Regions from separate parts of the Homo sapiens genome. Here region 2 is linked to region 1. Evidence: chromatin contacts called from ENCODE Hi-C or POLR2A ChIA-PET data. All regions are on one chromosome and are shown on one strand. The core of a region is the stretch at or near the end of the contact, and the rest is flanking DNA. Distances in the headings are between cores, read along the strand shown.

What was found. A loop is a pair of places that touch in the nucleus more often than their neighbours do. ChIA-PET counts read pairs that join two places held with the same protein, here RNA polymerase II (POLR2A). Pooled maps may share reads with other maps.
Region 2: a pooled map shows a loop between it and region 1 (3-fold over the local background). The contact joins the enhancer-like site here to the promoter of PNMA1 in region 1. A Hi-C loop is called at or near these places in 2 of 50 pooled maps. POLR2A ChIA-PET finds 5 or more read pairs at or near these places in 4 of 52 experiments (H1, PC-3, PC-9 and 1 more).

What each region holds. Positions count from the first base shown.
Region 1 is chr14:73,712,675-73,715,633 of GRCh38, reverse strand. It overlaps PNMA1 (PNMA family member 1), which reads left to right and starts at 1,250. Exons shown (of 1, transcript NM_006029.5): 1 at 1,250-2,959. The coding sequence starts at 1,995. MIDEAS (mitotic deacetylase associated SANT domain protein) reads left to right here. Exons shown (of 13, transcript NM_001367710.1): 13 at 1-512. RefSeq lists enhancers at 785-854, 1,795-1,854 and silencers at 1,075-1,354, 1,535-1,704.
Region 2 is chr14:73,476,154-73,479,142 of GRCh38, reverse strand. It overlaps HEATR4 (HEAT repeat containing 4), which reads left to right. Exons shown (of 18, transcript NM_001220484.1): 18 at 301-659. The coding sequence ends at 537. Among named protein-coding and RNA genes, the nearest start is that of RIOX1, 13 kb to the left of the region's middle. Within about 2 kb of position 1,347, at least 3 of the 41 ENCODE cell types and tissues checked have a DNase peak (open chromatin) inside an H3K27ac peak, as active enhancers do.

The sequences.
Region 1 (2,959 bases), core at 1-2,500:
TTTACAGGAAGTAGGGATATTTTTATAAAACAATTGTGTCCTCCCCACATTTTGCTATGTTAATATTTGCTTCTAACAATTTGCAGCTGTTTCACTTTTTCCTCATTTGTCTCTAAGTTGAAGGCTTTGTTGGAGGGGACAGAGCACAGGAACAGCCTTGACAGTCTGTAATTATTGTACAGATATTTTAATAGCATATAAATAAGTATATTCCTTTTATTTTGAAACAAAAATGATCAGACACTGCCTTTTGTGTGTTTGCTGCCTGTGGCATCCTTTTTTAAAAAGACTGTTACATATTAAAATAGTGTACATATATAAATATTACCTCTTTTGCTGTACAGTTGTGATAGAGACTGAAGATTTTATTTTTTGTGTGCTTTTTATAAGAAAAAAATTAATACACTAAAGAATCTTGCTGATGTGATTGTAATGTACCTATGTAACTTATTTACTTTTGAATGTTCTTCTGTATCTTTAAACCTTTTATTAAATAAGGTTTTAAAAATTCAGAGTTGAATGCTTTGTTCTCTTGGGATTTTCACCATCTGGGGTTGATGTAAGTGCGCCTTGTCTTGCTTGCAGGGAGATTACTCGACATTTTTGAACCATAAGGATTCTCTTTTAGCAGCCTATTGTCAATGATGCCAGCCAGGAAAAGGAAAATAATACACTAATGTTTGCCTGGCTAAAAGATGACTCAGTAGACACAGACAGATTTTTACAAAATTTTAGACAAGAAAAAGTCTAAACTCAGTGTCTCACACAAATACACAGAAATGGCGCACTCCGACATTTTGGCTTCATTGGGATGAAATATGCAGGGTGCACAGTGTGGTCAGGGGCAACGGGAAGCCAGGGTTCTGAGGAGAGTATTTTCACGTGCAGGGTGGACTGGCTGAGCAACCCGAGTAGACAAGTCCACCATGAGGGATGCATTTCCAACAATATCATCTTAAATCCACTCCAGGATTGGGTTATTATTTTTAAAACACGGTGCTTAGTAGTAGTTGTTTACTGTTAAAATGCTAAATTATGAAAAAGGAAATGCGCCATCAGAGAAACAAATGCCCGAGCCCCTCGCTGGCTCCACGGCAACCGCTCGACCCCCGCGAGCCGCCGGAGCAGGCGTGCCTCGCGCCGGCTGGGACACCGTTGCCATGGAGACGCCCGAGCAGCTCCGCCGCGGGGGCGGGACGGGGCGGGGCGGGGCGGACGCCGCTCGCCGGCTGGCCCCATCCTCCACTGCAGCAGTAACGTCGCGGCGGGTTGCGGGTAGGACTGGACGCCAGAGCAGCCGCGCAGCGCCTGAACCGCTGCGGGCCGCCGCGGCCGCCCCTTCCCACCCTCGCCTCTGCTGTCTCCAGCCTCGCTTCTCCGACTTTCCTGCTCCTCTGCTGCCTTCGTTTCTGGTCCTCGGCCGTCCTCGCCGCCCGCCCAGAGGAGTCCCCGCGCCCGCCAAGAAGCCGCTTTCCGCTGGCCCGCAGCCGCCGCGACTTCGGCACAGTTTCTCCCTCTGGCTAGTCTCCCAAACGGCCGCTCCTCGCCCGCGGGAAGACCAGGCTGCGACCGCGAACGCCCGATCCTCTCCAGGAGCCGCAGCGAGCGCCCGGCGGCCACGCCCCGCGACCACACCCCGGCGGCTCTCGGCCCAGCGCGCCTGCCTTCGCCGCCCGCCGTCGCTCCTCGCCCGCTGCACGACGACGCGACGCCCCTGCTGCAGGCGGCGGACCCGACCGGACCCAGACCCAGACGCAAGATGGCGACGGCCGCGTGACTGCCTCAGCGTCCCCGAGCTCGGCTCCGAGTGCACCTACGGACTGACTGTGGGGGCAGAGAAGGGCGAGATCAGGACTCTGTCTTTGTTAATCGTGACTGCATGAAGGTCGCCTCCCTCGGGCCTACTTGGTGGGAGTGTCTGGTATTGTTCTAAGGCCAGGAGCACGGTGAGCCACAGTCTGTTGGTAGAATTTGGCGTCTTGATAGTTGAGAAAATGGCGATGACACTGTTGGAAGACTGGTGCCGGGGGATGGATGTGAACTCCCAGAGAGCTCTGTTAGTCTGGGGCATCCCAGTGAACTGTGATGAGGCTGAAATCGAAGAGACCCTCCAGGCTGCGATGCCCCAGGTCTCCTACCGAATGCTTGGGAGAATGTTCTGGAGGGAAGAAAATGCGAAAGCAGCCTTATTAGAGCTCACTGGCGCTGTAGATTACGCCGCGATCCCCAGGGAGATGCCGGGCAAAGGAGGGGTCTGGAAAGTGTTATTTAAGCCCCCAACTTCTGATGCTGAATTTTTAGAAAGATTGCACCTCTTCCTAGCTAGAGAGGGGTGGACCGTGCAAGATGTTGCCCGTGTCCTTGGGTTTCAGAACCCTACTCCGACCCCGGGCCCAGAGATGCCAGCAGAGATGCTAAACTATATTTTGGATAATGTTATTCAGCCTCTTGTTGAGTCCATATGGTACAAGAGGCTGACACTTTTCTCGGGGAGGGACATCCCAGGGCCTGGAGAGGAAACCTTTGATCCCTGGCTGGAGCACACTAATGAGGTCCTAGAGGAGTGGCAGGTGTCCGATGTAGAAAAGAGGCGGCGGTTGATGGAGAGTCTTAGAGGCCCCGCCGCTGATGTTATTCGCATCCTTAAGTCCAACAACCCCGCGATAACCACTGCCGAATGCCTGAAGGCGCTTGAGCAGGTGTTTGGGAGCGTTGAGAGCTCTAGGGATGCCCAGATCAAATTTCTGAACACTTATCAGAACCCGGGAGAAAAATTGTCTGCTTATGTCATTCGTCTGGAGCCTCTGCTACAGAAGGTGGTAGAGAAGGGGGCCATTGATAAAGATAATGTGAACCAGGCCCGCCTAGAGCAGGTCATTGCCGGGGCCAACCACAGCGGGGCCATCCGAAGGCAGCTGTGGCTTACCGGGGCTGGGGAAGGGCCAGCCCCAAACCTCTT
Region 2 (2,989 bases), core at 98-2,597, 240 kb after region 1:
CTCCGTCTCAAAAAAAACAAACAAACAAACAAAAAAATTAGCTGGGCGTGGTGGCGGGCGCCTGTAATCCCAGCTGCTTCAGAGGCTGAGGCAAGAGAATCACTTGAACCCGGGAGTCGGAGATTGCAGTAAGCCGAGATTGCGCCACTGAACTCCAGCCTGGGCGACAGAGTGGGACTCCGTCTCAAAAAGAAAAAAAAAAAGGAGACACCCTATAGCCAAAGAGGCCTTCACTTGGGCTCTGCCGCTCACATGAGACACGTTTGGCATATGCACTCATGTTTTCATGTTTCTCTGCAGCCTGTGAAGCCCCGCGCACCAAATCCCTGGTTACAAAGTTCAGTCCCAGGCCTAACCACACGAAGCAAAGTTCGTTCATCACTTGTCAAAGATCTACGCACCTCCCCCGAGAAAAGGATTGCTGTGGGACCATTTAGATCCGACTACCCAGCTCTTTATCTGGGTAAATTCTCAGAGAGAACATTTTTTTCTCCCATCATGTCTTCTCCCTCTGGAAAGAAAGGTGCTCATCTCTAAGCTGAACACTTGTCTTACTTCAAGATGCAGGAAGCAGTGGACCTGGTCACATTGGGTCTTTTTAATTGATACTGTACAATCTTGTTGTCACTATGTTTATAAAGAGAAATTATTTAACAGTAGACCTCATGTCTTAATGCGCACTATTTACATGGAAGGTTAAAGAAAATTGACATCACATTAGATGACAGAGCATATTTTTCCACGCCCCAGAAAGGTCATGTACTAAATATGGGTCAGAGTTCCAAATCTTTCTAAAGCAGTAATATTGAAGGATCCAGCATCTTTTCCAAACGGTACAAATTGCCCTCTGAAACTCAAATTAGGGCTGGGCACTGTGGCTTATGCCTATAATCCCAGCACTTTGAGAGGCCAAGGTGGGTGAATCACATGAGGCCAGGAGTTTGAAACCATCCTGGCTAACATGGTGAAACCTCGTCTCTACTAAAAATACAAAAAAATTAGCTGAGTGTGGTGGCACACACCTGTAATCCCAGCTACTAGGTGGGCTGAGGCAGGAGAATAGCTTGAACCCAGGGGGCAGAGTTTGCAGTGAGCCGAGATTGCGCCACAGCATTCCAGCCTGGATGACAGAATGAGACTGTCTCAAAAAATAATAAAATAAAATAAAACCCAAACTAGAATCCCATTTGTCTAGGAAAGAAACAGCTTAGGTGACTTTTTAAATCTACAAGTCTTGTCTTGTTCTAGATTAGGTTCTTTAACCACAGCCCACAGAGCAATGTGGAAGCCATGTCACGGGACTATTACAAAAAATCCAGGCCAGCGTAATCATTTCCCCCTTTGTACTATGTGGGTGGATGTGAATGCATCTCTACCCTTGGGAAACAACTCTGCAGTTTCACACGGCAGATTAGCAATTCTCATGAGCCTCAATGTACTTAATATTTGAAATACTCAAGCATCATAGAATAGCTGTAAACTGAATCTATATCATAAGATGAGATTCTGTAAGAGCACATGATACCCAAAAATTGCCATGGATGAGTAAAGACCCAGATTTCCAAGTAGTGTGAATCCAGCTTCCTTTCCTAAATACTGATTGCTATTTATACCCTAAAATGTTTGAGACATTCATTAATGAAAATAAAGACAACATGAACCTCTCCCCTTTTTTCTTCCCCTAATCACATCCTTTCTTCCCGTGGCTCTGTTATTGTCAAAAATATAAAAAGCAAGGCCGGGCATGGAGGCTCATGCCTGTAATCCCAGCACTTTGGGAGGCCGAGGCAGGCAGATCACCTGAGGTCAGGATTTCGAGACCAGCCTGGCCAACATAGTGAAACCCCGTCTCTACTAAAAATACAAAAATTAGCGGGGCATGGTGGCAGGCACCTGTAATCCCAGCTACTCCGGAGACTGAGGCAGGAGAATCATTTGAACCTGGGAGGCGGATGTTGCATTGAGCCGAGATCTCGCCACTGCACTCCAGCCTGAGCGACAGAGTAAGGCTCCACCATCTAAAAAAAAAAAAAAAAAAAAAAAAAAAATATATATATATATATATATATATATATATATATATATATATATATGGAGAGAGAGAGAGAGAGAGTGAGAGAGCGCACGCAATATTTTCTTCTATAAATTCCTGACTGCTATGAAACACGGTGGTGGGGGGGTCTTTGGGGATATGAGCTAACTTCGTAACAGAAACTCTTCCCTTTCCTTGACTCATGTAACCCATGGAATGTGTATTACTTTACACTTTCCCTTTAAGTGAAATACTAATCTAAAAAGCACTATCACATGGATCAAAGTTACTTCCGCATCTAACCTGAGGATTCTGGGATCTGGCTACTATGAGACATTCAAGACAATGAATAATTCTGTATGAGCACTTTCTCAGCCCCTCTATCTTTGAATTTGTCATTTCATAGTGAAAGGACTTTATTGTGCACTCTTTGCTTTGCTGGCAGGAGCAAGAGAGCCTAACTGAACCCTTCAGTCAGTCAGCCAGCAAGACCATACAGAGGGTCTATTAGGCCATCAGCACTGTGGGAGACGGAGCAGCAGCAGAAGAAATGGCCCTTGTCCTCGAGGAGTTTACAAGGGGTTTTAGAAGACAGACACACAAGAACCTTTCAAAGACAATATGCTTAATTTAGTGAGAATTGTGTGGTATACAGCAGATGTGCTGTAGGAGTTCAGGGAAGGGGGGCAGGAGTCGTCATGGAGACATGGGAATTTGTGTTGGATCTGAGATGGCACAAGATTTAGGCAGAGAGGAGGAGAGAGGACCTTCCAGGTAAGGGGAGGGATGGGAGAAAAGGCTGGGGGAAGGAAGGAGCTCAGCAAGGGTCCATGACAGCTCCTTTCCCCTCTCCTGTTTCCACAGTGGTTCCCAAGTTTCTTCACAACAGAAAAGCAGGCATCTGCTCTCCTTACTATCACGGTTTTGTTTCTTTGTGTTTTGTGTTTGTTGTTGTTG